Regions from separate parts of the Homo sapiens genome. Here region 1 is linked to region 2. Evidence: read pairs that join two places in POLR2A ChIA-PET (ENCODE). Cell type or tissue: GM12878. All regions are shown on one strand. Links, peaks and the distances in the headings refer to the core of each region. The heading gives the core; the rest is flanking DNA. Region 1 overlaps RFX3 (regulatory factor X3). Region 2 has its middle 28 kb from the start of RLN2.

What was found. Peaks named below come from ENCODE experiments on the same cell type or tissue, not always from the same donor. Only the 100,000 strongest peaks of a DNase experiment are listed, where the experiment ranks them.
Region 1: POLR2A ChIA-PET joins it to region 2 with 7 read pairs; 1 of 35 experiments calls an interaction of 5 or more read pairs at or near these places.

Annotation. Positions count from the first base shown.
Region 1 is chr9:3,500,372-3,516,384 of GRCh38, reverse strand. The region is part of intron 1 of RFX3 (regulatory factor X3); the gene reads left to right. Among named protein-coding and RNA genes, the nearest start is that of RFX3, 18 kb to the left of the region's middle. In GM12878, for the core only: no CTCF peak of the experiment used is centred there; DNase peaks (open chromatin) are centred at 7,621 and 8,463; H3K4me3 peaks cover 1,538 bases; H3K27ac peaks cover 3,214 bases.
Region 2 is chr9:5,268,499-5,284,511 of GRCh38, reverse strand. No RefSeq gene overlaps it. Among named protein-coding and RNA genes, the nearest start is that of RLN2, 28 kb to the left of the region's middle. RefSeq lists an enhancer at 14,894-15,429. In GM12878, for the core only: no CTCF peak of the experiment used is centred there; DNase peaks (open chromatin) are centred at 5,891 and 9,511.

The DNA.
Region 1 (16,013 bases), core at 5,418-13,417, 1.8 Mb after region 2:
TATACATTTTCTTAAATTTTAAAAAATTTTTAGTTTAGGCTGGGTGCGGTGGCTCATGCCTGTAATCCCAGCACTTTGGGAGGCTGAGGCGGGTGGATCACGAGGTCAGGAGATCTAGACCATCCTGGCTAACACGATGAAACCCCGTCTCTACTAAAAATACAAAAAATTAGCTGGGCGTGGTGGCGGGCGCCTGTAGTCCTAGCTACTCGGGAGGCTGAGGTGAGAGAATGGTGTGAATACAGGAGGTGGAGCTTGCAGTGAGCCGAGATCACGCCAGTGCGCTCCAGTCTGGGCAACAGAGCAAGACTCCATCTCAAAAAAAAAAATTTTTTTTTTTACTTTAATACTACTTTGGTTAGTAGACTTCTCAAGATTTTAGAACATAGCAGGCTAAAAGAGGAAGCATTTTTGCATTTATTCAGGATAAGTCATATATTCTGCTGTAACTCAACTCTTTTACCAGCCTAATAGGGGAGTATATTAAAGCTTAGATTGTAATTATTGATTTAAAAAATTTATTTTTGAATGCTTTGTTTTTTACTGATTAACTTAGACATTTTCAAGTTTCTGGACTACATTCAGATTTGCATGCCTAATAGCATTTGTGTATTTCAGTATAACTTTCATCTTTAAAATATATCTCATCCCCTTCAGTCTCAGTCAGCATAGTTTACTTTAATGTTCAAAACCATTTTAGAGATTCTTTGCTTGTCAGTTAAGTTTCCTCCATGTTTTAGTTGTGGAGGAATGGGGGAGGTTGCTGTAGAAGGGCAGGAAAAGCAGATACATTTAGGAATCATATCCTGTTTCTATTGTTAGACATCAGTGCATTACATATTTTCCCCAGTTAATTTTCCTGGACCATTAAGTTTAGGCGGGTGTGGGGGCTTGAGGTGGGACTTACGGGGCGTAGGGAGGTGGGAGACAGAAGACTCAGGTGATCCAGTATTTCTTCCAGATTTCTTTCCTTACCTACTGTAATATTGTGCAGAATACATCTATTTTTGTGAAGACGGGCATTCTGTTTAATTTTGTTAGTGATTCCTTTTTTCCAAAGAATCAATATATCTGTATATATCTATCCATTAGTATATTAGTAGATGGAAAATAATATCTTTCTTTTTTAAGGAACCTGAATTTTGATTTAGTCATGCACAAATTTTAGAAAGGAATTAAAAAGACTGGTGAGAAAATCTAGTTCATAAGCAAGGTAACAGTAGTGATGCCTTAAATCTACCTCTTTATGTTTTGCTTTGGATAAATGGTTTTGTGGATATATGTTTTTGCATTAGAATTTAGGTTTTCCCCTGATACTATTTATGCTATTTTAAATAACCAAAGAGTAAAATCTGTCACATCAGGCATTTGCTGATTGGCATCTGATTATATCTAATGACAGTCTCAGAGATGAATTTTGATGACGTGTCAGTTTAAGGGTCATTAATAAAAAACATGAAAAGCTATTATATGAGTAATCTGAAAATCACCTTTACAACTTTAAAAGCACAATATGTATTTTACGTGCCATGGTGAAAACCCAACTTGAAAAATCAGTACATAACACGGAAACCCATAAATTTAGATTCTTTGTTTCATAAAATGATTATATTGCATGTGTCTTAGGAGCATTTTAAAATACTTTGTTTAGCTCACACTTGTAATCCCAGCACATTGGGAGGCTGAGATGGGAGAATCCCTTGAGCCCAGGAGTTCAAGACTAGTGTGGGCAACATAGTGAGACCCTGTTTCTACAAAAAATTAAAAAATTAGCCGGGTGCAGTGGTGCCTGCCTGTAGTACCACCCCCTCAGGACTGAGGTGGGTGTATTGCTTCAGCCCTCGAGGTGGAGGCTGGAGGCTGTAGACAACCCGGAGCCTGGGCAACAGAGGGAAACCCTGTCTCAAAAAAACAAAGCAAAACAAAACAAAACAAAACAAAACACAACTTGGTTAAAAAAATTACTTTTCAATTAGAGTGTAGTAGATATATTAAGAAAAATGGAGTTTAACTTAATGTGTTTTGTGTATGTGTATGTAGATATTTAGAAAGTCATTTTAATTTACATTTTGCTTGGTGTTGTAGAACAATCAATACTGTTTTTGTGCACTGATTTTTGCATTATCCATCTCTTGGAGGATCATTAGGAACATTTAGTATTTCCACCTTAGTGCTATTTTCTTGAGGCAAAGAAAGATTAGGGGAACTGTCTGATGAAGTTCTTTGAATGACCTTCGTGTAGTTTTGTGAGCAATTTTTAATAGTGTCTCACATTGTATGATGATTTTTAGAGGCTACTTTCAGTTAATAAAGGCCATGAATGCTGAAATTGAATTAAATTGTAGTTAAAGACAAAAATTGTAATTCATTCCAATTATAGGAGGTTAAAATATTGTGCTGTTGGATCAACATTTGATCTCCTTATTTTTAGAAGTCTGCCAAGTTTTGAATTGTAAAACCTTTTAAATAATATTGAATGAGTAGAGCTGTATAGTAGTTGTGGGTTTATATTTCAGCAAAGATTTGAGTGCCATATGTCTTGGAAGTAAGGTGGGATTCTTTTATCTTGGAACTTGGAAAGAGATTTATTTTAATATTTTGATTGGGTTAGGTTTGCTTGAGCATTTTTGGGGGTTGATAGAAATGCAAATGACTATGGACTGGAGATACAGATCAGAGTAATTTGTGAGAGGAGGTAATTGTAGCGATCCTGATGCAACACTCACTTCCAGTCCTACTGCCCGTGATAAACTTTGAAGTAAAGACTTCCTTCTTTAATGATGTAAGCCTCTCTATTAAAATGTGTTTTGTTAATTTTCATTGCTGCCTGGAATTTCCCAAATGTACATTATCTGGGAGCTTTGGAAGTTCCAGTTTACCTTCTGGATTATAAACCTTAGAAAGAATGCCAATAGATGGCACCCCATGCCCAGAACAACACCTTAATCTGAAGGAATGGGGTAAAAAATGAAGTGCAGGATCATATAATTTGAAAAACTAGAGTATGAACAGTGACTAGTACAATGTAGAGAAAAAGAAATATCATTTCAGGGACTAAATATGAATCCCAGTTCACCATATTCTGCATATTCTGCATATCTAGTAATAATATCACTGCTATGACTGATGACATTTCTAATATTTGATTCAAAAACATTCTAGCAGAGACCTAAGATAATTGGATAAATTAGTCTCTAAGCTTTTGGTTTTTTATTTTGTCTTTTAGCTTTAATTTTGAATGAGGAATTAAAGGATTTATATCAATGTATATTTAGTGCAGTACTATTTTGGTTAATGTAGGAATCCCGAAATGACTTAGATTTCCATTGAGTTTTAAGGAGCATAAAGAAATGAGAGAAATGGGTTATTAGATACAAAATTGCATATTCTCAGCTATGTGGACATATTTTTTAAGGTTTCCAATTGTAGAGGGTTACAAAAAGGACATAACGATATTTGGGAATCAAGAAGGATAAAAAAGTGTTGGAAGAGATACTGAAAAGTGGAGTTGAATGAAATTAGTAGAGAATTTGGAAATAAAGATAAAAATAAGATGGAAAAATTACATTATGAATGGTGAAATAATTTATTGAATGAACAATTTCTTTTTAAAATCTTTACTGTGATTTTTACCTAATGGGAGGACCCAAGGAAAAAGATTGTACTTAGCCTCTTTTTGAGCACCACATTTGTTTTTTTGTTTGTTGGAAATTTTTATAACAAGGTGCTGGGATCTTTGACTAGTATTGTATGAGGTTTGACTATTTCTAGACATTGTATATAGAAAAGATTAAATTGAGGTGTTGCCTCAGAGTTTTCTTGTAATTATTTTATTATTACAAGGTAATATATTAATATATAAAAAACACAAAATTAGCATATCCAGTTGGGATATCTGATTAGTTTATCTGATATCTAAAGCAGCCTACAGTTGTAAAGTCAGTATATAGTAAAAAACTGTGTACCATAAATGTATATATTCCTAAAACATTTTATATTTTGGAACATTTAAAACTTACACTGGAGTAGTATAATAAACTCCCATATGCCCATTATATGGATTTAACAAAGTAGTACCTTCTATTGCTCTAAAGCTATATAATTTGAAATATTTGCATATTGAAATAACCTTGAATCATTCTTTACTTTGTGTTGCTTTGAAAATATTTAAATCTTATGCTAACAACAGATTCAATGTATACTTGAAAAAATGCTTATGTTTAAAACAAAATATTTAAAAATGATCTTGTTTTTTCTCTCAGCACAGCATTTCTCTTATTATTTATTATTTTTGTTTTTATGGGTACATGTTAAGGGTATATATTTAAGGGATATTTCGATACATGCATACAAAGCATAGTAGTCACGTAAGAGTAAATGGGGTGTCTGTCACCTTAAGCATTTACCATTTCCTTGTGTTACACACATTCTAATTATACTTTTAGTTATTTTAAAGTGTACAATAAATTACTGTTGACTGTAGTTACCCTACAAGCACAGCATTTCTAAATCAGGAAGTTTGTTCTTGGTTTCCGGTCATATCTTTTGTTTAGTAATTGAATTCAAGTCTCCTTTACTTGAATCCTGACCCATTGTTAAGAAAGGGAGAAAGTCCAGGGACAGTAGCCCATATTTGAAGAAACCTGTGTTGAAGACTAACTCTCCCAAGGGTGAAATGGGGTTATCTTTTGTCTGCCATTCTTTTAACTTTGTTTGTGGGTATATTTGAGTAAACAGTTGAGTCATTTTGTAAGTTGATGAGGGAAGAGAACCAACTATCTTCTGCTTCTTCTGGAATATTTCCTTCAAAGTTTGCTACTCATTTTGTTTCTAATAGAACATAAAGGAAGAGACATCTAAGAGCTAATGTACTGATAGTTTATGATATCACTCAAAGCAGTTTAATATTTTGTGGTTTAGTATCTTCAGGGAATGAGGAGGTTCCTTCTCTTAGTTTTTTTATTTGACTGAGGCCAGACTGGTATGAAAGAAGTTTATTTTACAATTCTAAAATCTATAGCCAAAAAAAAATCGTTATTCATGTAATAATGGTCTTACTACATGAAACTATTCTATAATGAGCAGACTAGTATTATAACAAATAGTGATTAATGGCATTTTAATAAACAACACAAAATTTATACCTAAATCTTTTTAAAAGCTGATGTTTCCTTGTTTGAACCTAATTAAATGATTAAGATATGAAGAGGTAAATACAGTGCATTAAATAAGCTTGCATTTTTTGTTTGTATAATAACTTTAATTGCCAAACTTCATTATGATCCAAAGGGTTCAGTGGAATTGTGTATGACTTAATATATTTTGTGGCGGTCTTTAAAAATATTTCTGTACAGAGTCACTAGACAAACTGAGTAGTAAAGTGATACAAAATAACCAAAGTGATACACTAATTAAATGATCTTATTTTAGAACTAAACTGTTTCTTTTCTCAAAGGGTTATATATAATTCTAACTGACATTAGGAAACATCTTCATTATGTAATTCTGCCTATTAGATTTTTATACTTTTCAAAAGTAAATAGAAGATACAGTGTATGAAGAAAACACCAGTATAAAGTTTAATGAGCCAAACAATATGTGAATAAAACGTAAATGTAACCCTGCAAAACAGAAGATTATAGAATGTACATGTTATTTTCAGAAATATTTATAGATTTCCTTATGAATTTAATGCAAGATGAGTTTCAACATTTACAGTAGTAACTTTTTCTGTGCTTTTAGATACCTTGTACTTAAAATCAAAGTATAATTTTATTTGGCTTTTTATTATTTTACATTCTGTTTAGTATCAATGAAAGCACAGGCAGTTTTATTCTAGTGTTTCAAAGTTGTTTAGTTTTAAATTTGACCAGTACTACATTTGCGTTATAGGATATAATTTAAAAATCAGCCATTTTCAGTGTGGGAATAATAATATTGATCCACTTATTCTATGTTTGAGTAACTCCTCAATAACTTAATGCTGTAATTTGGAAGAACACTGTCTCTTCACATTTAAAGGAGAGTTTTGTTTGTTTGTTTGTTGCTTTTTTTGGGGGGGGCAAGAAATGATCTGTATCTTATAACCTGGCCCTGTTTGCATAGCAGCTAAACTTTTGGGTCTGGAACTTCAAATCCCCTGTGATGAGTATCTTTCTTTCTCAGTGGCCAACTTCAGCCTTTCTTCCTATCTCTACTAATTTTACTGCCATATTCCACTTTCCGTTTACTATGTCTGGCCCTGCACAGCAGACCAAAAGAGACAGCCATGGGACTACAGCAGATTAGAGAGGTGAAAAGGTCTCTCACTAGAGTCACACATGTTTCCAAATGGCCCAAATATACAGGATTTCAGTAGAAACATAATTAGAATGTTTTATTTTAGAGTCAGATTCTTTTAGTTGGAATGGACTTGGGAAGTTATCAAGTTGAACCCCTCCTTCCTCCTCCCCACTTCTTATAGGTAAGAAAACTGAGGGTAAGTGACTTGTACAATGACATAGAACATCAGAATTAGGACTGTCGAACTCCAGCCTCCACACTCCTCCGCAAATGTTCTTAGGGCTAATACAAAACTTTTTTTAAAGGCAAAGAACTCAAATGTACTGCCTTTAGTGTTTTAAGTAACTGTTTATCTATAATTTTGAACTCCATATTTTTTTCTAGAAAAAGCAAGTTTTATAAATCTGCATTCAAAGTTTGCATAAATACCTTAATGTTCTAATTATTTCCAAATGTAATTTTTGGTATATGGATTATTTTTAGAATGACGTAGAAATAAAATTTAAAAATGTTTTCCAAACCATCAGTAGGCTTTATTTTAAGGAGAAATGCCATACTTACTAGGTTTTTTAAAAAGAAAAATATTGTATATTTAATTCCTATTATTTGTATTTCCTCTTATTGGGAATTAATGATGTATGTCATAATCAATGTATTAGTGTAAATAATTTTCAGTCCTGGTATGCACGTCTTTACTTTTTTGATGAGGGTAAAGGTGCTTTTAATTGTTTTAAGAATTTTTGTAAACATTCATTTAATTATGAATTTTAAAAATGGAAATCTTTGTTCTTGTAGGTCACTCTTTTGTGGAACAAAAGTAAAATACTGGCAGCTGATATAGGTGGTACAAGCTGAGACTTGCCCAGCTGGGCTTTAAAAGTGTAGCAGCGCTCTTAAGTAGCAGTGAATGAACAGAATGAATATATGAACGGACTGCCCTTTATTCCATAGCAACCAGACGCAATACTGGCAACTATGCTATTATCTGATTTTTTATTTTCTTAATCTGAGTTTTTGGAAGGTTATGTTGTTTACTTTTTAATAGTATGGGACTGTGGCAGGAATTGTAATTACCAAGATTTTGTCTAATTATTTCTCTCTCTCTCCTCTCTGTGTCTCTCTTTCTGTGTGTGTGTGTGTGTGTGTCTGTGTTTTACAATTAGAAGTAAATCAGTGAGCTCAGACTTGAATTAGTTTCGGTATTGTGCTAAAGATGAGCAGTTTGAGCCCTAACCCTGTTAATTATTTGAAACAGTCAATTTAAGAGAAACCAAGAATATGGCAATTGAACTTCCCAATGTAACCTGATGCTCTCTGCAGCCTCATTTGTGGTAACAAATATGAAAGGATACATTTATATAAAACAGGAGTATGTTTCCTGTGGGGGAAAACCGCTTGTCATTTGCTTTTAACAAGGTGTAAATCCCCACAGATAAACCTTCTTGTAAAACTGTTCCCTTTGGATTTAGCCTCACCTTCAACAAAAAGGGAGATGTAATAAACGAAAGTATGATGAAATATTAGTTAGCTCTTGCATTTTTTGCCTAGAAGTTCCTCTTTTTTATTCTTTATCATTTTTTAAAATTTAATGCCGCTGTTTCAGATGAATTGAGAGAGTCAGAATATAATGCATTACATTCATTTTACTTTCTGTTAATGTTTTTAGGGGGAGAGATCTAAATAATATACTTTTAGATTGAACTATATTTCTGATATATCAACATATATACTGACTCATAAATTAGAATGGAAAATACAAATATTGAAAGTGTAATTCAAATGAATAGAAAGTGCTAAATACTTGCAAGCCTTAAATTGGGATTTGAATATAGAGATTGAGTTACCAGAGTAACTAAATACTAGACTGCTGTATTTGTTGGATGTGCAGAGAAGGAAACTCAAATATGGAACGTGGTCTTAATGTCTTATGAATCATTTTTACTTAACTTTTAAAATTCAGATTAATAGAGTCCTCTAAAAAGAAGGTTTTTTTGAATTTTTAGAAATAGCTCAGAGTTTTACGTTTCCCTCTGTCAGAATCTTTTCAGGATTCCTCATTGCCTCTTCGTCAGAGTCGTTTAAGAAATATTTATTAGTTATCACAGTGTCCCACAGAACAACCACAGTCTTTGCTGTTAGGAAGCTTATAGTCTCATGTCCATTTTCAAACTTGTATTTCACCACTTTTCTCTGTACTTCCCCTTTTTTGACCAGTCTACATTTCGTATCTGTGGGATCTGCATTTGTGAATTCAACCAGCTGAGGATGGGAAACACTTGAAAAAAGAAAACAATATATAACAACACAACAATAAAAAAAGTAAATACAGTATAACAACTTTATATAGCACTTACATTGTATTAGGAATTATAATTAATCTAGAGATGATTTAAAGTATACACGGGAGGATGTGTACAGGCTATACACAAATACTATGCTATTTTATATAAGAGAGTTGGGCACCCTTTTTTAAGATGGAGGTCCTGGAACCAATTCCCCATGGTTACGGAGGGACAACTGTATTATGTATTGGTTAAGAGCATGAACTTCAAAATGAACAGCCCTGGGTGTGAATTCGAGCTCTGCCACTGACTAGCAGTTTAATGTTAGGCAGATTACTTAAATTCTGTGAAATAGGATTAATAAAATCAACCTGAAAAGATTGTTTCAAAGACAGTATATGACATAGTCAAAATAGCACTGTGCCTGACATGTGAGTGTTTAATAAATGGCAATTGCTATTATTATCCTATATGGTCTGAATTCTGCCTTGTCATTTCTTTTCTCTAAAACTTAGTTCTCATCCTTTATTCTATTAGAATGTGTTTTCTACCCTACTTCAATTAATCTCTTCTAAAATTTGAGTGGTCCCTAACTTGATGGGTTCATTTCTAGTAATTTCTTATTATCTCTGCTAATTGGAAATTGTGATTTAGATTTTTGTTTGTTCAGTTGTAAATGCTTAATCTTTTTAAATTGTTTATAAGCTTACTGAGGGCAGAAGACTCCATAATCAAGGTTTTTGAACTCAGCATGAGACCCAGTGTCTTTTTCTAGTAGAAACAATGAATAGTTGTTTAAGCTTCAGATTGTCAATTTGGAATCTCTAATCAAATTTTAGAAAACACATTTCACTATTTAAAAATTTTGTCTAGTTCTGATTTTACAATGACCTTTCAAGCAATGCAGTCTTACTTTTATTATTTCCATTGGATTTATTTACTTCTTTTTTTTCCAAAATGAATTTAATGGCATGAATTCATGAATTTCTGGATATTTCTTCAAATAGAGTATCATGTAGCTGGCAGTGGATTGGGCTGACCTTAATCCAGGTCTTTTTCTTCTTACCTTTTCAAATGACATTCTGTCACCTCATTCTATATTTATATATATACATTTCTCTATATGTGAAATTCTAGACTCATATATCTATATATAGATATAATTCCAGACTTGTTTGGATTTTCTTAGTATCCAACAAGGCTAATATCTTACTTTCAGAAGTTGGGGAATGCCTTTAAGGATTCTATACCTTATTTCTATTTTCTAGTTGTGACAGGGTGCAAGAATTCCTTAATATAGGAGAGACATGCGGGGCATTATGGGAACCTTGCTTTGGGGGACTACTTTGAATATCCCAAACTTTGGGTTTTTCCTTCTACTGCCTAACTTTACTGTGCCTGCTGGGATGTCAAAAGTAGAGGATCAGGACTTCAGTTCCAGGGTTACACCAAGGCAACCAGTAGTATCAGAATGGAATTACTACAGTAGTGAGATCCATGTTTGCATTTGTGATATTTTAATTAGGGTTGCACTATGCGAAGGTATGATTATCTGCCTTTATGTCTGCTACAGAGACTTTACCCTGAAAAACCTTTTTTTTTAAAAAAAAAAAAACAGTTGTCCTTCATAAATCTATCCAGCCCTCATTTTAATTAGTGTATATTCATTGTATACCATCTCTCGAGATGATGAGTTGCTGAATTTAGTGCCGTTTGTGAAGTCATCTTAACCTCTTTCCAGACTTAAGGAGTGCTCTTCAATTTCTGTAAGTTTTAATATACATGCTCATTTCACTTTTTAAAAATTATTTCATTCATTTCTTGAGCAAATATTGGCACATAAAGTAGGGGCCAAGAAGTGAACTGCTGTGAAGGATACAAGAATGAATAAAACTGATCATTCTTCAAGGGCCTCTGCCCTTGAAGGAACTCACATTCAAACAATTGGGGGTGAGGGAGAGAGAAGATAAATGAGTATGTATTATAATAGATGGTTGTCAATGCTATGGAAAAAACAAATGTGAGAAGCAGGGGGGTAGAGAGTGTAAATGATATGTAAATGATGGGGGTGGAGAAGGTTGTAATTTTAAATAGGATGATTAAGAACACCTTGCAGATAAGGTAACATTTGAACAAAGACCTGAAGGAAGTTTTGAATATGTCTTCAAATGTGGCTTTGTATATTTATAATATAATATTGATACTTTGGTAGCTGCTGGCCTTCCTGTTAAAGAGTCCTAATTTTTACATCTGTCCTCACACAGCACTTTCTGCCTTTCTCTTTACCCCCTTTTATCATTTTTATATGCCTTTCCCTGAATATTTTATTTTATATTTTATATAAATATAAAATATTTTATTTTATATTTTATATAAATATAAAATATTTTATTTTATATTTTATATAAATATAAAGTATTTTATTTTATATTATATAAATATAAAATATTTTATATTTATATAAATATAAAATATTTTATTTATATAAAATATAAATATACATTAATATATATTTATATATATATAAATATAAAAATGTATATATTCATATATATATAAATATATATTCATATATATATAAATATATATTCATATATAAATATATATTCATATATATATAAATATATATTCATATATATATTTATATGAATATAAAATATATTTCATATATTCATATAATATATAAATATAAATATATAAAAATAAAATATAAAATAAATCTAAATATATAAAATATTTTATTTTTATATTTTATTATATATTTTATATATAATATAAAATATATTATATTATTTAAAATATTTTATTATACATTTTATATAATATATATAACATATATATTATATAATATATATTATATATAATATATATTATATTATATATATTATATATAATATATGTTATATTATATATATATATAATATATGTTATATTATATATAATATATATAATATATATTATATCATATATAATATATATATTTTATACATATTTTATATATAATATATATTTTATATATAATATAATATATATTTTATATACAATATATACATATAGCATATATTTTATATACAATATATACCATATAGCATATAATATATATTTTATATACAATATATACCATATAGCATATAATATATATTTTATATGCAATATATACCATATGGCATATACTATATATTTTATATGCAATATATACCATATGGCATATACTATATATTTTATATGCAATATATACCATATGGCATATACTATATATTTTATATGCAATATATACCATATGGCATATAATATATATTTTATATGCAATATATACCATATGGCATATAATATATATTTTATATACAATATATACCATATGGCATATAATATATATTTTATATACAATATATACTATGTGGTATATAATATATATTTTATATACAATATATGCTATGTGGTATATAATATATATTTTATATACAATATATGCTATGTGGCATATAATATATATTTTATATATAATATATGCTATGTGGTATATAATATATATTTTATATGTTATATACAATATAGTATATATTATATATAAAATATATATATAATATATAGTATATAATATAGTATATAATATATATAATATATATAATATATAATATGTATAATATATAATATATATAATATATAATATGTATAATATATAATATATATAAAGAGAGAGGGAGAGAGAGAGAGAGAGAAAGATGTATTGATCAAAACTAAGGAATCGAGCCGATTGAGCCATTTTCAAAATTAAATTCTTGAAGTCCACCCTACCTGCTTCCAAGTTGGAGGCTCTTTGGAAACACTTAAAAAATTGAACAGCGTGTGCACATGAAGTGTTAAAAGTAAAAATTACAATAATAGGCAAATAGAAATTAGAGTTAGCCAGACTGCTAATTTGGTTGGTTATACCCTTAGTTTACTTATGGCTAATTTAAATTTGACAGAATCTTTGCATATGATGGCTTCTGTGATAAAAATGCTCTTCAGTGTTTTATATGAAACAATGTCATTGTTTATATAGCATAGCTATCATCTAGTCATCTTTGATAGTAATTTATGAATTGTATTTATTTGTAAAACTTTGTACATGTAAAAAGACATAAAAGGCAAATGAGAGATTATTTAAATAAAAGTTACTAATGGAGGCAAATTGTCTTGAATTCTATTATTTTGACAAATAGATTGTCATACTGATATTTTTAGAATGGGGTTTTCTGTGTACTAGTGTCACAACCATATTTTCCATTTCAGTTTGGTGTCAGATACTCAGTTTGGTGTCAAATATTCAGCATTATGTGCCTGTCATCCATTATGAAATGTACAGTTTCACAGTATTCGAGGCTATTCTACTGTATTGGACTACTTAAAAAATGGTACAAAATAAAATATAATAAATATAACATAAATGTGTATACATTTAAGTTATTTAAGGAAATAGACATTTTTATGGAACCTTAAGCAAAGCAAAAAACCATCTTTCTCTCTTTGAACTTATACAATTATATATACAATATTTATTTTTAATCTAGGTTTCTATCCTGAAAGGCCGGTTCAATGATTATACTTGCAAATATGCCCAGGCATTTATGTCTGAAGTGAGTCAGCTGTGCACACATTTTCTCAAGCTGTGGGCCAGAGTCTGTTGAAGACGAGTACCTGGTTATTTCTGACATTAAAAAAGTAAAAAATTAAGCAAAATTTAGTATCTCCACTTGTTTGTACCACCGTTGTGTTTATGAAAAGATATGTGAGGTATAAGAGACTTTGGTGACCAATGAGTCTTCTCTCATGTTTTTCCTCGTAACTCTTTTGATTAGGAAACATCTAAGCATATTACAGCATAGAGCAGTTTGATGAAATGATGAAGTGAATTTCCATGTATCCATCACTCTCCTTTAAAGTTAACAACTTATGGTTAATCTGGTTCCAGCTATAATCATTTATTCCCCACCTATCTTATTATTCCCATTGCTTTTTACCTTTGGAAAGAGAACCGACATAGATGACTCAGGGCTAACATTCACATTGCCAGTCCATTGCTCTGCCTTGTATGTTGTGTTATCTACCCTGTGGATGGAAGGGTGAGGAAAAAAAAATCGTGAAAATAATGAAAGTTTCTAAACAAGTGTTAAATTTAATATTTTGAATTGTGAAGTGTCATATGTCTGATGTTAGATTTAGAGTTGGAATTGAATACTGTATAATTTTTCAAATTTAGTGTTGACTGCACAAAGACTGAAAGTTCTGTGAGATGGTATTATTTACCTCTTTATTAAGATGGCTTTTATGTTTTTGAAAGATTTTCTGTGTATTTTTCTTTCACTAAAAATTGTGAAATATATAAGTGAGTTTTTGGCATTCATAATATGATGTGGCTGAAATTATCCTTTGGATTTATAGAATGTACTTCAAGGTACCTTTTCATTATCCTCAATTATTGATTTCAAAAATCAGCTCATTTCAGTATCTCAAGTTTTTAGATATATAAAGGTGAATGGTAGTAGTTAAAAAGTGAAAGTGATTTTTTTTTTTTTCTTTTGAGACAGAGTCTTGCTGTGTCTCCCAGGCTGGAGTGCAGTGCGTGATGTGGGCTCACTGCAAGCTCCGCCTCCCGGGTTCACACCATTCTCCTGCCTCAGCTTCTCGAGTAGCTGGGACTACAGGCGCCCGCCACTACGCCCGGCTAATTTTTTGTATTTTTTTTTTTTTAGTGGAGACGGGGTTTCACTGTGTTAGCAAGAATGGTCTCGATCTCCTGACCTCGTGATCCGCCCGCCTCGGCCTCCCAGAGTGCTGGGATTACAGGCGTGAGCCACCGCGCCTGGCCGAAAGTGATTTTTGATAGAAGTTAGAAAACGTGTTTAACTGAGGTTACTCTTATAGTCAGTTCTAATCAGTATCACATTCCTGTAATAAATTTTAATATTAAAAATTTCTTTGGGCAGGGCACGGTGGCTCACATCTGTAATTCCAGCACTTTGGGAGGCTGAGATGGGTGGATCACTTGAAGCCAGGAGTTCGAGACCAGCCTGGCTAACGTGGTGAAGCCCTGTCTCTACTAAAAATACAAAATTAGCTGGGTATGGTGATACATGCCTTGTAATCCCAGCTACTCTGGAGGCTGAGGCACGAGAATCGCTTGAACCTCGGAGATAGAGGTTGCAGTGAGCTGACATTGCACCACTGCACTCCAGCCTGGGTGAAAGAGTGAGACTCTATCTCAAAAAAAAAAAAAAAAAAAAGAAGGAAAAAAATATGTATCTTTTTGTATATCAACATCCTTATTGATCTTGGCTAAACAAATTGTTGAAATAATTTGAAGAAACAAAATAAGGAAATAGTCTGTCAGGAGAAATAATATTTTTATGGCCCTCGGAGTAATTTTATTTTTCTTTTTATACTTGGTAATACATGTGTACAGAAAAGTATTCTAACCTGTAAGTCAAGTTCTTGTTTACCAACTCTATTTATATATCAAAGAATTTACAATTCTTGATAAAAATTATGAAATTAAGAAAAATCTGTTCTATTTGGCAACATTTACTGAGGATCTTTGATTTTTAAAAATTTTCTTTTAGGAAGGTGGGTAAATGGAGATGAAGCAAATGTAATAGGGTGTTACTAGTCCAAGAAAACTGGAATTTGCCAAAAAGAGGCTAATTGCATGGTGGAATATGTTATTTTATATAGCTACATAGTATATAGTTTCTTTTACGAATGCCACACTTAATTATATTGAAGCTTTGTAGCCTTGAGGAGACAAGGACCCAATGAATACCAGAAGGCACATTCCAATGACACTGCCAATATAGATATCCATACCTGTTGGTTTTATTTTTGCCATTTAGTTAATAGTATTGACAGGGTCCTAAGTATTCATGTAACCAGTTTAGAACTTTGATTCTTTAAGATCAGATCCTTAACAGAATTATTGAATATACTCAACTAATAATTGACTAAGTATTAAATAACTGTTTTGGAAGTTAACACATTTGCCTAACACGTGCCTTGTGACTAGTATACTCCTCAGTAGAATCTGACTTTAATAACTTTATTGACTAGTGTGTGTGTATGTGTAGTGCGTGTGTTTGAATGATTTGTTCTTATTTGGGAAATATCAATTTTAATTACTTTTAAAAGGTTTTCATACATTAGGCCCTATGGAATCAAGTTAAATTTTTCTTGTCATACAGGAGAACTAGAAAGTATTCAAATTAATTCTTTGTAAAATTAAGTGGAGCCTTTAAGTTACTAATCTTGGTTTTTACATTGTGTCTGCTGACATCACTGAATCTTTTAAGAACTTTTTTTTCTGAGTTGCATTTGTTTTAAGAAGGATGAAGCAAGGAATATATAATTATTGAATATAAACTTTCATATTTGTTTTCTCTTTTTTCCTTTTCTTTTCATCCGGAAAATGAATCC
Region 2 (16,013 bases), core at 5,376-13,375:
TTGTACATGTTTTTTTTTCTTCTTCTTTTGGTTTCTTTCAAAATTTTCTGTCTTTGATTTTCTACAGTTTGAATATGTTGTATCTAGCTGTAGATTAGTATTTATCCTCTTTGACATTCTCTGCACTTCCTGGATTTGTGGTTTGGTGTCTGACATTTATTTGGGCAAATTATTAGTCATTATTTCTTAAATGTTTCTCAGTTCTTTTCTCCTTTCCTTCTCTTTGTGGCATTCCTACAATTCATATGTTATACCTTTTGTGCTCGTTCTACAGTTCTTGTATATTGTATTCCATTCTTTAAAGTTTCTTTTTTATTTTTGCCTTATCATTTGAGAGGTTTCTATGACATATCCTTAAGGCCCTGGTACTTTCCTTGACTGCATTCAATCTATGATAAGTGTATCAAAAGCATTTTTAAATTTCTGTTAGTGTTTTAAATTTCTGTCATTTAAAAAATCTTTCTTAGAGCATCTATCACTTTACTTACATTATGCTTCTGTGCATGCATGTAGTCGACTCCATTAGAGACCTTAGTACAGTAATCACAGTTATTTTAAATTCCCAGTCTGATATTTCCAAAATTTCTGCCATATCTGGGTCTGGTCTGATGCTTTTTGTATTTTCAAATTGTATTTTTTGCCTTTTAGTATACTTTGTAATGTTTGTTAAAAGCCAAACATGATGGGTAAAGGACCTGATGTAAATAGGTCTTTGGTATATTTAACTTATGTTGTAGCTGTAAGTCTCAGAGGCTAAAATTCTCTGATGTCTTTGCTTTTGTCTCCCCTGTTATCTTTGAATATTCCCAAAGACTTCTTAAATAAGGTCTGAGGCTTACAGTTCTTTTGCTTGTAAGCCACTGTTATTATTTAGGGTGCAATTGATGTGATTGCAAGGTAGGTGTGTGGGGGGAGGAGATATGGGTTTTATAGTCCTAGAATTAGGTCTCTTATTTTTAGTGAGCCCATTCTGCTTTCTACTTCTATGAGATGTAGAAATACTCTTCAAGATGCCACTTATGAGTGAGATCATGCAATATTTTTCTGTGTCTGACTTATTTCTCTTAATATACAGTCATTGAGGTTTACCCATATTGTCACAATGACGGGAATTTCTCCTTTTTTATGGCTGATAGTATTCCATTGCACATATAAAGTGCATTATCTCTAGTTGATGGACACTTAAGTTGATCTCATATATTGGTTATTATGAATACTGCTAGAGAAAACACGGGAATGCAGATACTTCTTTGATAGTCTGATTGAATTTCTTTTGGATATATGCCCAGTGGTGGACTTGCTAGATTATATAGTGTTATATTTTAAAATTTTTGAGGAACCTCTATACTGTTTTCCATAATGGCTGTACTAATTTACATTCCCACGAACAGTGTGTAATGAAGGACAAAAGGAAACGTTTTTTCTTCTTCTTCACCTTAGCAGGAAATTTTCTAGTATCCAACCATTTAGTACAATATGAACTATGGGTTTTCTGTAGATATTCTTTATCAAGTGAGGATGTTCTCCTCTATTCCTAGTTGGCTGAAAGCTTTTATTATGCACGAGTGTTGGATTTATCAAATGTTTCCTCAGAATTTGTTGATATAATCATGCGATGTTTTCTCTTTAGCCTGTTAGTATGATGTATTGCATAAGTTGATTTTCTTTTTTTTTCACCATTTATTTTTATGTATTTATTGATTTATTTATTCTTTTAGTATACTTTAAGTTCTGGGTTACATGTGCAGAACATGCAGATTTGTTACATAGGTATACATGTGCCATGGTGGTTTGCTGCACCCATCAACCCGTCATCTAGGTTTCAAGCCCTGCATGCATTAGATATTTCTCCTAATGCTATCCCTCCCCTTGCCCCCAACCCCCAACAGGCTCCAGTATGTGATGTTCCCCTCCCTGTGTCCACGTATTCTCATTGTTCAACCCCCATTTATGAGTGAGAACATGTGGTGTTTGGTTTTCTTTTCCTGTATGAGTTTGCTGAGGATGATGGTTCCCAGCTTCATCCATGTCCCTGCGAAGGACACGAACTCATCGTTTTTTATGGCTGCATAGTATTCCATGGTGTATATGTGCCACGTTTTCTTTATCCAGTCGATCATTGATGGACATCTGGGTTGGTTCCAAGTCCTTGCTATTGTAAATACTGCTACAATAAACATATGTGTGCATGTGTCTTTATAGTAGAATGATTTATAATCCTTTGGGTATATGCCCAGTAATGGGATTGCTGGGTCAAATGGTATTTCTAGTTCTAGATCCTTGAGGAATCTCCACTCTGCTTCCACAATGGTTGAACTAATTTACACTCCCACCAACAGTGTAAAAGCATTCCTATTTCTCTACATCCTCTCTAGCACCTGTTGTTTCCTGACTTTTTAATGATTGCCATTCTAACTGGCATGAGATGGTATCTCATTGTGGTTTTGATTTGCATTTCTCTAATGACCAGTGACGATGAGCTTTTTTTCATATGTTTATCGGCCACAGAAATGTCTTCTTTTAAGAATTGCCTGTACATATCCTTTGCCCACTTTTTGATGGGGTTGTTTTTTTTTCTGGTAAATTTAAGTACTTTGTAGATTCTGGATATTAGCCCTTTGTCAGATGGGTAGATTGCAAAAATTTTCTCCCATTCTGTAGGTTGCCTGTTCACTCTGATGATAGTTTCATTTGCTGTGCAGAAGCTCTTTAGTTTAATGAGATCCGATTTGTCAATTTTGGCTTTCGTTGCCATTGCTTTTGGTGTTTTAGTCATGAAGTCCTTGCCCATGCCTATGTCCTGAATGGTATTGCCTAGGTTTCCTTCTAGGGTTTTTATGGCTTTAGGTCTTACGTTTAAGCCTTTAATCCATCTTGAGTTAGTTTTTGTGTAAGATGTAAGGAAGGGGTCCAGTTTCAGTTTTCTGCATATGCCTAGCCAGTTTTCCCAACACTGTTTATTAAATAGGGAATTCTTTCCCCATTGCTTGTTTTTGTCAGGTTTGTTGAAAATCAGATGGTTCTAGATGTGTGGTTTATTTCTGAGGCCTCTAATCTGTTCCATTGGTCTATATATCTGTTTTGGTACCAGTACCATGCTGTTTTGGTTACTGTAGCCTTGTAGTATAGCTTGAAGACAGGTAGCGTGATGCCTCCAGTTTTGTTCTTTTTGCTTAGGATTGCCTTGGATATGCGGGCTCTTTTTTTGATTCCATATGAAATTTAAAGTAGTTTTTTCTAATTCTGTGAAGAAAGTCAATGGTAGCTTGATAGGAATAGCATTGAATGTATAAATTTCTTTGGGCAGTATGGCCATTTTCATGATATGGATTCTTCATATCCATGAGCATGGAATGTTTTTCCATTTGTTTGTGTCCTCTCTTATTTCCTTGATCAGTAGTTTGTAGTTCTCCTTGAAGAGGTCCTTCACATCCCTTGTAAGTTTTATTCCTAGGTATTTTATTGTCTTTGTAGCAATTGTGAATGGGAGTTCACTCATGACTTGGCTCTCTGTTTGTCTATAATTGGTTTATAGGAATGCTTGTGATTTTTGCACATTGATTTTGTATCCTGAGACTTTGCTGAAGTTGCTTGTCAGCTTAAGGAGATTTTGGGCTGAGATGATGGGGTTTTCTAAATATACAAACATGTCATCTGCCAACAGAGACCATTTGTCTTCCTCTCTTTCTATTTGAATACTATTTCTTTCTTTCTCTTGCCTGATTGCCCTGGCCAGAACTTCCAATACTATTTTGAATAAGAGTGGTGAGAGAGGGCATCCTTGTCTTGTGCCAGTTTTCAAAGGGAATGCTTCCAGCTTTTGCCCATTCGGTATGATATTGGCTGTGGGTTTGTCATAAATAGTTACATGTTCCATCTATACCTAGTTTATTGAGTGTTGTTAGCATAAAGGGGTGTTGGATTTTGTCGAAGGCCTTTTCTGCATCTACTGAGATAATCATGTGGTTTTTGTCATTGGTTCTGTTTATGTGCTGGATTACGTTTATTGATTTGTGTATGTTGAACCAGCCTTACATCTCAGGGATGAAGCCGACTTGATAATTGGGGATAAGCTTTTTGATGTGCTGCCAGTATTTGTATTGAGTATTTCCACATCGATGTTCATCAGGGATATTGGCCTGAAATTGTCTTTTTTTGTTGTGTCTCTACCAGGATTTTGTATCAGGATGATGCTGGCCTTATAAAATGAGTTATTGAGGAATCCCTCTTTTTATATTGTTTGGAATAGTTTCAGAAGAAATGGTACCAGCTCCTCCTTGTACCTCTGGTAGAATTCGGCTGTGAATCCATCTGGTCCTGGGCTTTTTTTGGTTGGTAGGCTATTAATTACTCCCTCAATTTCAGAACTTGTTATTGGTCTATTCAGGGATTTGACTTCTTTCTAGTTCAGTCATGTTGGCATGAGTTGATTTTCTTTTGGTGAATCGGACCTGTGTACCTTGGACATGGTGTGTAATTCTTTTTTTTGAGATGGAGTCTCTGTCACCAGGCTGGAGTGCAGTGGTATGATCTCGGCTCACTGCAACCTCTGCCTCCCACGTTCAAGTGATTTTCCTACCTCAGCCTCCCAAGTAGCTGGGACTACAGGTGCGCACAACCATGCCCAGCTAATTTTTATATTTTTAGTAGAGACGTGGTTTCATCATGTTGGCCAGGATGGTCTCGATCTCTTGACCTTGTGATTTACCCACCTCAGCCTCCCACAGTGCTAGGATTACAGGCGTGAGCCACCGCACCTGGCTGTATAATTCTTTTTAAACATTATTGGATTCGATGCGCTAATATTTTGTTGATAATTATCTCATATTTATCTCATAAATATGTTTATGAGATATATTGGTTTTCAGTGTTCTTTTCTTGTAGCGTCTTTGTCTGGTTTTGGTATAGGATAATGCTGGCATCATAGAATGAGTTAAAAAGCATTCACTTTACCTCTAGTTTTTGCAAGAGATTATAGAAAATTGATATAATTTCTTCCAAATAGTTTGGCATACATTATCATTATACCCTTCTAGCACTGGTACTTTCTGCTTTGGAAGATTATTAAGTATTGAATTGATTTTTTTTTTTTCAGATGGACTCTTGCTGTGTCTCCCAGGCTGGAGTGCAGTGGCACGATCTCAGCTCACTGCAACCTCCTCCCCCCAGGTTCAAGCAACTCTTGTGCCTCAGCCTCCCGAGTAGCTGGGATTGCAAGCACGCACCCCCATGCCCAGTTAATTTTTGTATTTTTAGTACAGACAGGGTTTGGCCATGATGGCCAGGCTGATCTCAAAGTCCTGACCTCAAGTGATCCACCCGCCTCAGCCTCTCAAAGTCCTGAGATTACAGGCATGAGCCACTGTGCACGGCCCTCTCTTATTTCTGATATTACTAAATGGCAATTTGTGTCTTCTTTTTTTTTTCTTCGTTAGCCTGGTTAGAGGCTTATCAAGTTTACTGATCTTACCAAAGAACCAGTTTCTGATTTAGTAGATTTTCTTTATTCATTACTGTTTTTAATATTATTAATAATTGGTCTAATTTTTATTATTTCTTATCCTCTGCTTACCTTGGATTTAATTTGCTCTTTTCTTTTCTTTTTTGGTTTCCTAAAGTGAATGCTTCGATGATTGGTTTTAGATCTTTCTTCTGTTAAAAGAAAAAACTTTATACAAATTAAGTTTAACAGAATTTATTTGGGAAAAGAACAATTATCAAACAAGGCAGAACCCAGAACCAGAATACATTCAGAGTGACTCCAGGGCTGCCACATGGTCAGTAACATTCATAGACATAAAAAAAGGAAGTGATGTACAGAAAACAGAAGTGAAGTACAGAAACAGGTGGATTGGTTGCAAGTAGGTGTTTGCCTTATCTGAACACAATTGTACAAGTTGGCTGCCTGTGAATGACCAAAACTCAGCTGCTATGATTTGCTGAGACTTGGCTACTTGTTACAAGAGTAGATCACAGTCTGTTTACACATCAAGTTAGGTTACACTTTACTATGTACAGAGAGACGTTTAGGTGAAACTTAAACTATGTATGGAGGCAGGTTTAGGCCAAACTGAATTCAATTTAACACTTTTTTCCTAATGCATGGATTCAATACCATAAATTTCCCTCTAAGAATATGTTTGCTGCCTCCCACTAATTTTTATAAATGGTATTTTCATTTTCATTTAGCTTTCATTTAGTTTCATTTTAATGTATTCATTAAATATAAACAAAAATTTTTTTTGTTTCTCTCGAAAGTTCTTCTTTGACCCATGTATTACTTAGAAGTATATTGTTTAATCTCCAAGTATTGTAGGATTTTCCAGGTATCTTAATTCCAATGTGTTCTGAGAGCACACATTCTCTGATTTCCCTTCTTCTAAATTGAAGATATACTCTATGACCCAGAATGTGCTCTGTCGTGATGAATGTTCTGTGTGAGCTTGAGAAGAATGTGTACTCTGCTTAGATGAAATAGTCTTAAAAGTCTATTATATCCAGGTGATTTATCATGTTTTTGAGTTATTAATGATTTTCTGCCTATTGGATATGTGTATTTCTGATATAGGGATGTTGAAGTCTCCAACAGTGGGTTAATCTATTTCTCTTTCCAGTTCTATCAGCATTGCCTGTCATATATGATGCTCTGTTGTTAGCCACATATGTGTTCAGAATTGTTAAGACTTCTTGGAGAATTGAACTCTTAATCATGATGTAGTATCCCTGAGTGGCCACTGGTTACATTTCTTGCTCTGAAGTCTACTCTGTCTGAAATTATTATAGCTATTGCTGTTTTCTTTTGATTCGTATTAGCATGGTATCTCTATCTCAATCCATTTACTTTTCTATATATGTGTCATATTTATTTATTTTCTTTCCAAGTTTTAGGTTCAGGGGATGCATGTGCAGGTTTGTTACATGGGTAAAATGTATGTCATGGGGGTTTGCTGTAGATTATTTTGTTACCTAGGTAATAAGCATAGTACCTGATATGTAGTTTTTCAATCCTCATCCTTTACCCACTATTCATCCTAAATTAGACCATGGTGTCTCTTCTTTCCTTCTTTGTGTCCATCCATGTGTATTCAATAATTCGCACACACTTATAAGTAAGAACATGCAGTGCTTGGTTTTCTGTTCCTGTGTTAATTCACTTAGGATAATGGCCTTCAGGTCCATCTGTATTGCTAAAAGTACATGATCTCATTTTTTTTAATGGTTACATAGTACTTCATGGTGTATACATACCACATTTTCTTTATCCAACTCACCATTGATGGGCATTTAGGTTGATTCCATGTCTTTGCTATTGTGAGAGTGCTGCAATGAACATAAGTGTGCATGTGTCTTTATGGTAGAACCATTTATACTCCTCTGGGTACATACCCAGTAATGAGATTGCTGGGTCAAATGGCTGTTCTGTTTCAAGTTCTTTGAAAAATCTCCAAACTGCTTTTCACAGTGACTGAACTAACTTGCATTCCCAACAGCAGTGTATAAGAGTTCCCTTTTCTCTGCAACCTTGTCAGCATCTGTTATTTTTTGACTTTTTAGTAATTGCAATTCTGATTGGTATGAGATGGTAACTCATTGTGGTTTTGATTTGCATTTCTCTAACGATTAGTGAAGTTGAGCATTTTTTTCATTTGTTTGTGGGCCACATGTAGGTCTTCTTTTGAAAAGTGTCTGTTCATGTCCTTTGTCTATTTTTGAATGGGTTTTTTGTCTTTCATTTGTTAATTTGTTTAAGTTTCTTATAGATTCTGGATATTAGACCTTTGTTGGATGCACAGTTTGCAAGTATTTTCTCCCATTCTATAGGTAGTCTGTTTACTCTGTGGATAGTTTCTTTTGCTGTGCAGAAGCTCTTTAGTTTAATTAGGTCCCATTTATCAATTTTTGTTTTTGTTGCAATTGCTTTAAGAGTCTTCATCAAGAAATCTTTGCCAGGGTTCATGTCTAGAGTAACATTTCCTAGCTTTTCTTTTACGGTTTTTATAGTTTTTGGTTTTCCATTTAAGTACATTAAGTACTTAATCCATCTTGAGTTGATTTTTGTATATGGTGAAAGGAAGGGGTCCAGTTTCAACCTTCTGCATATGGCTAGCTAGTTACCTCAGCACCATTTATTGAATAGGGAGTCCTTTCTCCATTGCTTGTAATTTATAAGGAAAAGAGGTTTATTTGGCTCATGGTTCTGCAGGCTATACAAGAAGCATGGTGCTGGCATCTGCTTGGCTTCTGGTGAGGGCCTCAGGCTGCTTCCACTCATGGCAGAAGGTAAAAGAGAGCTGGTCTGTGCAGAGATCAAATGACAAGAAGAAGCAAGAGAGAGAGGGGAAGTGTCAGGCTCTTTCTAATAACCAGCTCTCATGGGACCTAACAGAGCAAGAACTCACTCACTACCCCTCCTCAGGGAGGGCATTTATCTACTTATGAGGGATCTGTCCCCATGACCCAAACACCTCTCATTAGGCCCTACCTCCAACATATGGGATCACATTTCAACATGAGGTTTAGAAGGACAAACATCCAAACTATAGCAAGCTGAAAAAAATCTTTAAAGTATCTGGATCAGGGCTACTCTCAGTGGGGTGCCGTTAAAATGCATATTTAGCCTGATGAGGTTCCATTTGTAGGTGACCAGTCCCTCCTCTTTAGCTGCCTTTAATATATTTTTTTTTGCATTGACTTTGGAGAATGTGATGACTCTTTCTTAGGGATAGTTGTTTTGTATAGTATTTTATAGGCATTCTCTGAATTTCTTGAATTTGAATGTCTTTCTCTCTAGTGAGGTTGGGGAAATTTTCATGGACAATATCCTCAGATGTGTTTTCCATCTTGGTTGCTCTCTTTCCCTCTCTTTCAGAGAAACCAAAGAGTTGTAGATTTGGTCTTTCTATGTAATCTCATATTTCTCAGAGCTTCTGTTTATTCTTTTTAATTTTTAATTTTCTTTTTCTGACTAAGTCTATTTGAAGAACCAGTCTTTGAGCTCTGAGATTTATTTCCTCAGCTTGGTCAATTCTTCTGTTAATACTTCCAATTATATTATGAAGTTCTTCTTATAGTGAGTTTTTCAGCTCTATTAGATTAGTTTGGTTGTTTCTTAAAATGGCTATTTTATTTTTCAGCTTTTGTTTCATTTTATTGGATTCTTGGTATTTCTTGGATTCGGGTTTCACTTTGTCCTGAATCTTGATTATCTTCACTGCTATCCAGACTTTTAATTCTATGTCTATAATTTCAATCATTTTATCCTGGTTAAGAACAACTGCTGGGTAGCTAGTGTGGTCATTTGGAGGTAAGAAGACACTGTGGCTTTTTGAGTTGCCAAGGTTCTTTTGCTGACCCTTTATCATCTGTGTGGGCTGATGTTACTTTAGTCTTTGTGATAATCAAACAAAATGTAATGGATAAAAGGAATTGTGACAAATAGTAAGAATCGTAATGGCGTAGGTGTAGGGGAAGGGGAAGCATTCATAGTCTTATTATTAGCTCTTAGTGGTTAGTAAGTTTGTCCCTCTAGACTGAGAACTTCACAACTTCTCCTCAGGTGACCACCTTTTCTGTTTAGGTGTGACAGGATTGCTAGAGTGCATTTGAATTGGATATATCTTTTCCTCTTCATTGGTTAGGCTCTAGAAAAAAATAGCAACCCAATAGTTTAGCTTGTGGTAAAGTAGTTTCTCTTGAGGTCAGGTCTTATTAAGAAGACCAGAATACTCTGGCATATTTCAAAAAGGTTATGTTTCCTCTCCTCTGTCAGAAGCATTAGAATATTCTTCAAAATATTCACTGTGGAACCTGGCAGAACTCCTAAAGTTAAAAAATTGTCCAGGCCTCCTATAACTCAGACCCCATGGAAGCGTTAATTCTTAGAATTATCCACAGGGCCCCCCCACAGCAATTCATTCATTACGGTTGAGGTTTCCTACCCCAGTGCTGGTTCCCATAGAGGTTTCTTCCCATGGGTTTCTTCTCTAGTAACTTGTGATTCTCTGTATTTGCCTGTCACTCTCTCCAATTTTGGAGGCAAAATGTGCCTTAAATTTCCACTTCTGTCATGAGTCTAAGAGTTGTTAATTTTTCAGTTTGTCAAGCTTTTTCCTTATTGTCAGAATGAAATAGTGACTTCTTACATGCCAGCCTGGATGCTGAGTCTCCCAAAATAATTTTTTAAAAAGAAAATTCAACATTAAATGGAGAGTGGGAAATTTATTTTTAAGTAAGCAATGACTTGTTCTCCTTAGATACTCACACTGTAAAAGTGCCTCCCAAACCTCAGTTCCGAGAAGCCTCTTCCAAACTGCTTGCCATAGGGAAAACACATCTAAAAGCCATGACTCCAACTATCCCTTAGCTTTAAACAGTTATTATTTGACCAGTTACCTGATGCTCACCATTTGAGGAATGATGACAAAACCTTCCTCCAATTTGCAGAAAATTAGATCATACTTTTTAGTGGGAACTAATATATTTACTAGTTTGCTTCAGAAATATCCTAACTTATATCAAATTATTAGACTCTTCTGTGGGAACAGAGCTAAACTAAGTAGATTTTGAACTCAAACACATCAGGTGTAAAAACATTGAACCTCTTTGCATTTAAAAGATCAATGTATAATTTGATAGTCTTCTACAGCATCCATTGCCTAGAAAATTATGTTGATTTGTTTAACATTTAAAAATGATAAAAATTTACTCTTTCTCATACAAAACACACAGAGAATACAGGAAGTGATCATGTGTATTAACTATTTTGCAAGAATATGTGTTGCCAACGTGTTCTCTCTGGATTGTGGAATTCTACTGTTTTTTTGGTTTGGATCATAATCCTAAAAGACATAATCCTGGATGCCATAATTCTGAATCCCTAAAAATACAAATCTCTAAAGTTGAAATCCTTAATGTCTAAAATCCCTAACATCTGAAATGCCCACAATCACTCTCACAGGACAGTTGCATTATATTAAATGAAACTATTACCTTGTTATTCTTTTTATTTGGAATTTAAGAATGGTTTAAGGAGATGTGTGTGGCTGCCAAGTTGACAATTAAGTCTTGTGGACTTAATTTTAGGTGTCAACTTGACCAGATTAAGGAATATCCAGAAATCTGGCAAAGTATTATTTTGGGTGTGTCTGTGAGGGTTTTTCCAGAAGAGATTAGTGTGTGAATCTCAATGGACTATGTACAGAAGATCTGGCCTCAGTGTTGGTGGGCAACAATCTATCAGCCCAGGGCTAGGAGACAACAAACACAGAAGGCAAATTGGTCTCTGAGAGCTGGGATAGACATTTCTTCTGCTCTTTGGGTATCAGAAATTTGGTTCCACTAAAGTCCATTATCACACCACTGACTTTGTGTGTTAACATTCTGCATGTATGTGAAAACACTGAAACTTCCTCAATAAATGAAAAGATGTCCTTTTTGTAAATCTGCATTTGTGAAAGATGAAATTTCTCAAGATTTCAGCTCTTTGAGTGATTGAATATGTGATGGCCCTTCATGGTTTTTGCTTGTTCTCCTCCAAACACTTAGGTGTACATCATGTCATTTCAGAGGATTGCAGTTATAAAGCTGGGTGCATACAATCACCAATCATAGTGAAATACATTGTACAATTCACTTTATGGCCTTTAAAAAAAATGAATACAGTTCATCTGCCCATACTCATGCAACTACCATAGGTATATCTGAGTGTTCATGCTTGCAAAAGTATGTATGCTATTATTGTCTATTTTATTGTGCAGTGTGGCCTATAAAATGTTCTCTTGTATTTTTATATTTTCAGATATATCCCTCTTTAAAATGTAAATAAGTGTCTTTTAAATAATTGTATATTATTTTTCCTAGAATTATATTTTTGGGATTTTGATCTTACAGGATTAGAATTTTTGAGATTTTTGGCTTTATAGATTTTGATCTCTCAGGATTTCAACAACTGGGATGATGGTGTTTGGGATTGTCTTTCAGAATTATGATCATCCTCCCCTGTAATTTTATGGTGTGTGTGTGTTTGCTAGGGGTGTGTGTTTTCCAATCTCTAAGGGTAAATACAATTTCCAATTTAAATAATCACAACTGTTATCAATCAACCAATTGCCCAGAGGAGTCAGAGGAAAGTATGAAATTACTAGAAACTGATAGAATCTGATTTCCCACCACTGTAAAAAGTAAAAAGACCCCAAGTCAATACTTCACTAAGACTTAAGATCAACTCTAGAGGCCCCTGTATTTTCTCAACCTTGTCAGGATCTTTGGAGGGCAGACGCCCCATCCACCAGTCATAACCACAGTCCAAACACTCTGTTGGAGATCCCATTGGCTGCTCACACTCAGTCCCCACTCTACTGTGGTGGTAAAGATCGGATTTTTATTTTGTAATGTGTTTCTATTGAAAGGGTCTCACTGAGAATCTCACCAAGGGAAGGAAAGTTGTGGAAACAGCAAGCTGCCTGACTGAGAGGCTCTCGGTGCTCTTCTCACCAAGGAGGGTGAAGCTTTGGGGAGGAAGTGCTGCCTAGAGACCTGAAGGAGGTAGGGTGCATTACAGTACTGTCTTCATGTTACATCAATGTATTAGTTTATTTTCACACTGCTATAAAGAAATACCTGAGACTGGGTAATTTACAAAGAAAAGAGGTTTAATTGATTCACAGTTCTACATGGCTGGGGAGGCCCCAGAAAACTTACAATTATGGCAGAGGGTGAAAGGAAAGCAAAGCATGTCTTACATGGCAGCAGGAGAGAGCAAGGAGGAAAGTGCCACACTTTTAAACCATCAGATCTTATGAGAACTCACTCACTATCACAAGAACAGCATAGGGAAATCCACCCTATGATCCAATCACCTCCCATGACATCTCTCCTCTTATGTGTGGGGATTACAATTTGACATGAAATTTAGGGGGGGACACAGAGCCAAACCACATCATTCTGCCCCGGCCCCTCCCAAATCTCATGTCCTTCTCACATTGCAAAATACAATTATCCCATCTTAACAGTTCCCCAAAGTCTTAACTCATTCCAGCGCTAACTCGAAAGTCCAAGTCCAAAGTCTCATCTGAGACAAGGCAAGTCCCTTCTGCCTATGAACCTGTAAACATAAAAAAACAAGTTAATTGCTTTCAAGATATAAGGCAGGTACAGGCCTTGGGTAAATGCTCCCATTCCAAATAAGAGAAATGGGCCGAAACAAAGGGGCTACAGGCCCCAAGCAAGTATGAACCCCAGTAGGGCAGTCATTAAATCTTAAAGCTCCAATATAATCTCCTTTGACTCCGTATCTCACATCCAGGTCACGCTAATGCAAGAGGTGGGCTCCCAAGGCTCTGGGCGGCTCTGCCCCCATGGCTCTGCAGAATACAGCCCCTGAGGCTGCTTTCATGGGCTGGTGTTGGGTGCCTGCAGCTTTTCCAGGCCTATGGTGCAAACTGTTGATGGATCTACCATTCTGGCATCTGGAGAAAGGTGGTCCTCTTCTCACAGCTGCACTAGACAGTGTCCTAGTGGGGATTCTGTGTGGAGGCTTCAACCCTACGTTTCCCCTCTGCAGTTCCTAGTAGAGGTTCTCCATGAGGGCTCTGTCCCTACAACCTACTTCTGCCTGAAAATCCAGGTGTTTTCATACATTCTCTGAAATCTAGGTGGAGGTTCCCAAACCTCATCTATCACACTCTGCACACCTGCAGGCCCAACACCTGTGGAAGCTCTCAAGGCTTGGGGCTTGCACCCTCGGAAGAAGTGACCTGAGCTATACCTTGGCTCCTTTTAGCCACAGCTGGAGCTGGAGCAGCTGGGATGCAGGGCATCATGTCCCAAGGCTGCACAGAGCAGTGGGGCCCTGGGCCTGGCCCACGAAACCATTTTTCCATCCTAGGCCTCTAGACCTGTGATGGAGGTGTGGGGGTGCTGCCCTGAATATCTCTGAAGTTCCCTGGAGACATTTTCCCCATAGTTAAGAGATGTGTGACTATATAGATAGATAGAAAGATACCCAGAATTGCGACAGAAAATTATTAGCTAGGAAACATGTAATCTTTATTCATAGATAGAAAACTGGATCTCAAGAAAAGCCAGTTATTTCTGATAAAAGTGAAGACAGAGTATGTTCAAAATAGGTAAACTCAAATGAGTTATCAACTAGCTACTGTATCTCTTAGTACGAGTAAGTACTTTAAAATAAATCCTCCCTGGCTGCCACTTTCATGAGGCAGATGTATATAATGTCATTCTACTTCGTGGTGACCTCTTAAAGAGACCTATACTCATCTATACAGAGATACCATTCAGACAACTATGGATTACTGGAGGGTCCATGGAAAGAAAGGAGCAAGCTATTTTATAAAATGATGACATCTTAAGGAATATGTGAGCTGGAAAGGAGTTCCATAGATAAATTTGATTAGGAAGGCGTATAAAATTTTTGAAGAGTGGCAATTGTGAAATCAGACTGCTTGGTTTATATTCCTACTCAACCACTTAGCTGTGTTACCGTAAGAAATTAGCTTCACCTCACTGTGCCTCAGTCCTCTCATTGGTAAAATGGGGACAATAATATGTACTCTGTGGCATTGTTGTAAGAATTGTTAGATAAATCATGTTAAGCATTTAGCATAATGCTTGACATTTAGCAAAAAAGTATCAAATGTTAGCTTTTATTATTATTATCAATCTTACTGAATTTCTTTCATTAGAGCACATTTGCAAACCATTAGTTTACCTACTGTTGGTGAATCAAAATGTGGATTGCTGAAGGAGATTTGGCAGATTTTCTTACAGTGAGAGGGAGATTGCATATTGGATGGAGTAGGAATGCCTCTTAAGGGCCTGCCAGGTCCCTATCGCCTCTTCAAAGCATGGGAATACAGAAAGATTTGGGTCCCTTCAAGGGAAATTCCATTCATCTAGCTTCCTTTGCAACCAGCAACTGGTGACGTGAATAAATAACCTGCTCAGCAAGAAGGTAATAATAACTTAGACAATCAACCTTGTGTAAATTAGAGTCACAAGATGTTTGGTTTCCTGTATAACCTAGTGGTAACATCTTGACATATATCCTCGAATTTTTTTCAGAATCAAGGACTACCACTGCACGAAAAATGCTGATTGCTGTCACATAGACCTCAAACAGAATGGAACCTCAGACAGACCGGAACCCGAAAGTAGATGAGGAAATTCCAGAAATTCCTCAGCCCTAACTCACTTTAGAGAGCCCCCTTACCTCAGCCTTTAACAATCTTTTGCTTGTAAGCTATCAGGGAGTTTTGGTCTTAAATGTTACCTGCCAGTTCTCCTCGTTTTCTGCTCTGCAATAAATGCCTTTTTGTTTGTTTTTTTTTTTTTTTTAATCTCTCTATAAGCCTAGGAGTGTGTGTTTGCCTTTGCTGTGGCAGTCAAGCTGACCCAAGTTTGGTTTGGTAATGCAAATATTAAAAATTGCTTCAAAATAGTTTAAAAACAGATAGAACAAGTGAAGCAATATTTAAATGCAATATGTCCAAAGCTGTGTTACATATGCTAGTTTGGTGAACCAATATAATAATAATAATAGAAAATGGCGATATTATCCTCTTAGATGTTAACAATGGCTGTTTACATATTAAAGACTTTAAAGACTTGTGTACTTTAAATTTAATCTGGCTTTTCACAACTTCTTAGACTACTGAAACTACTCATGATCAAGGACCTATTAATAGCTACTAAAAGTAGTTACTGTGAAATCCTTTCAATACAGGTGAAATCCTTTCAATAACAGCAAGTTACAAAGGAAAAGTTTAAACATTTGGGCACCAGCAATGGCAGAGTGAGGACTGAGTGTGGGCAGTCAATGAGATTTCAAGTAGGGCCTTGGGAGCAGTGATTGGTCAGCAGCTTGAGGGCAACCAATGGAAAGTACAGAACTAGTCAGGAGTAGGAACTCTCACCTGACAGTCCTCCAGGTCCCAGTACCAGCTTCTCCTGGATATTGAAGATCCTCCATTAAGTTTTCCTGCGGAAGACCTCAA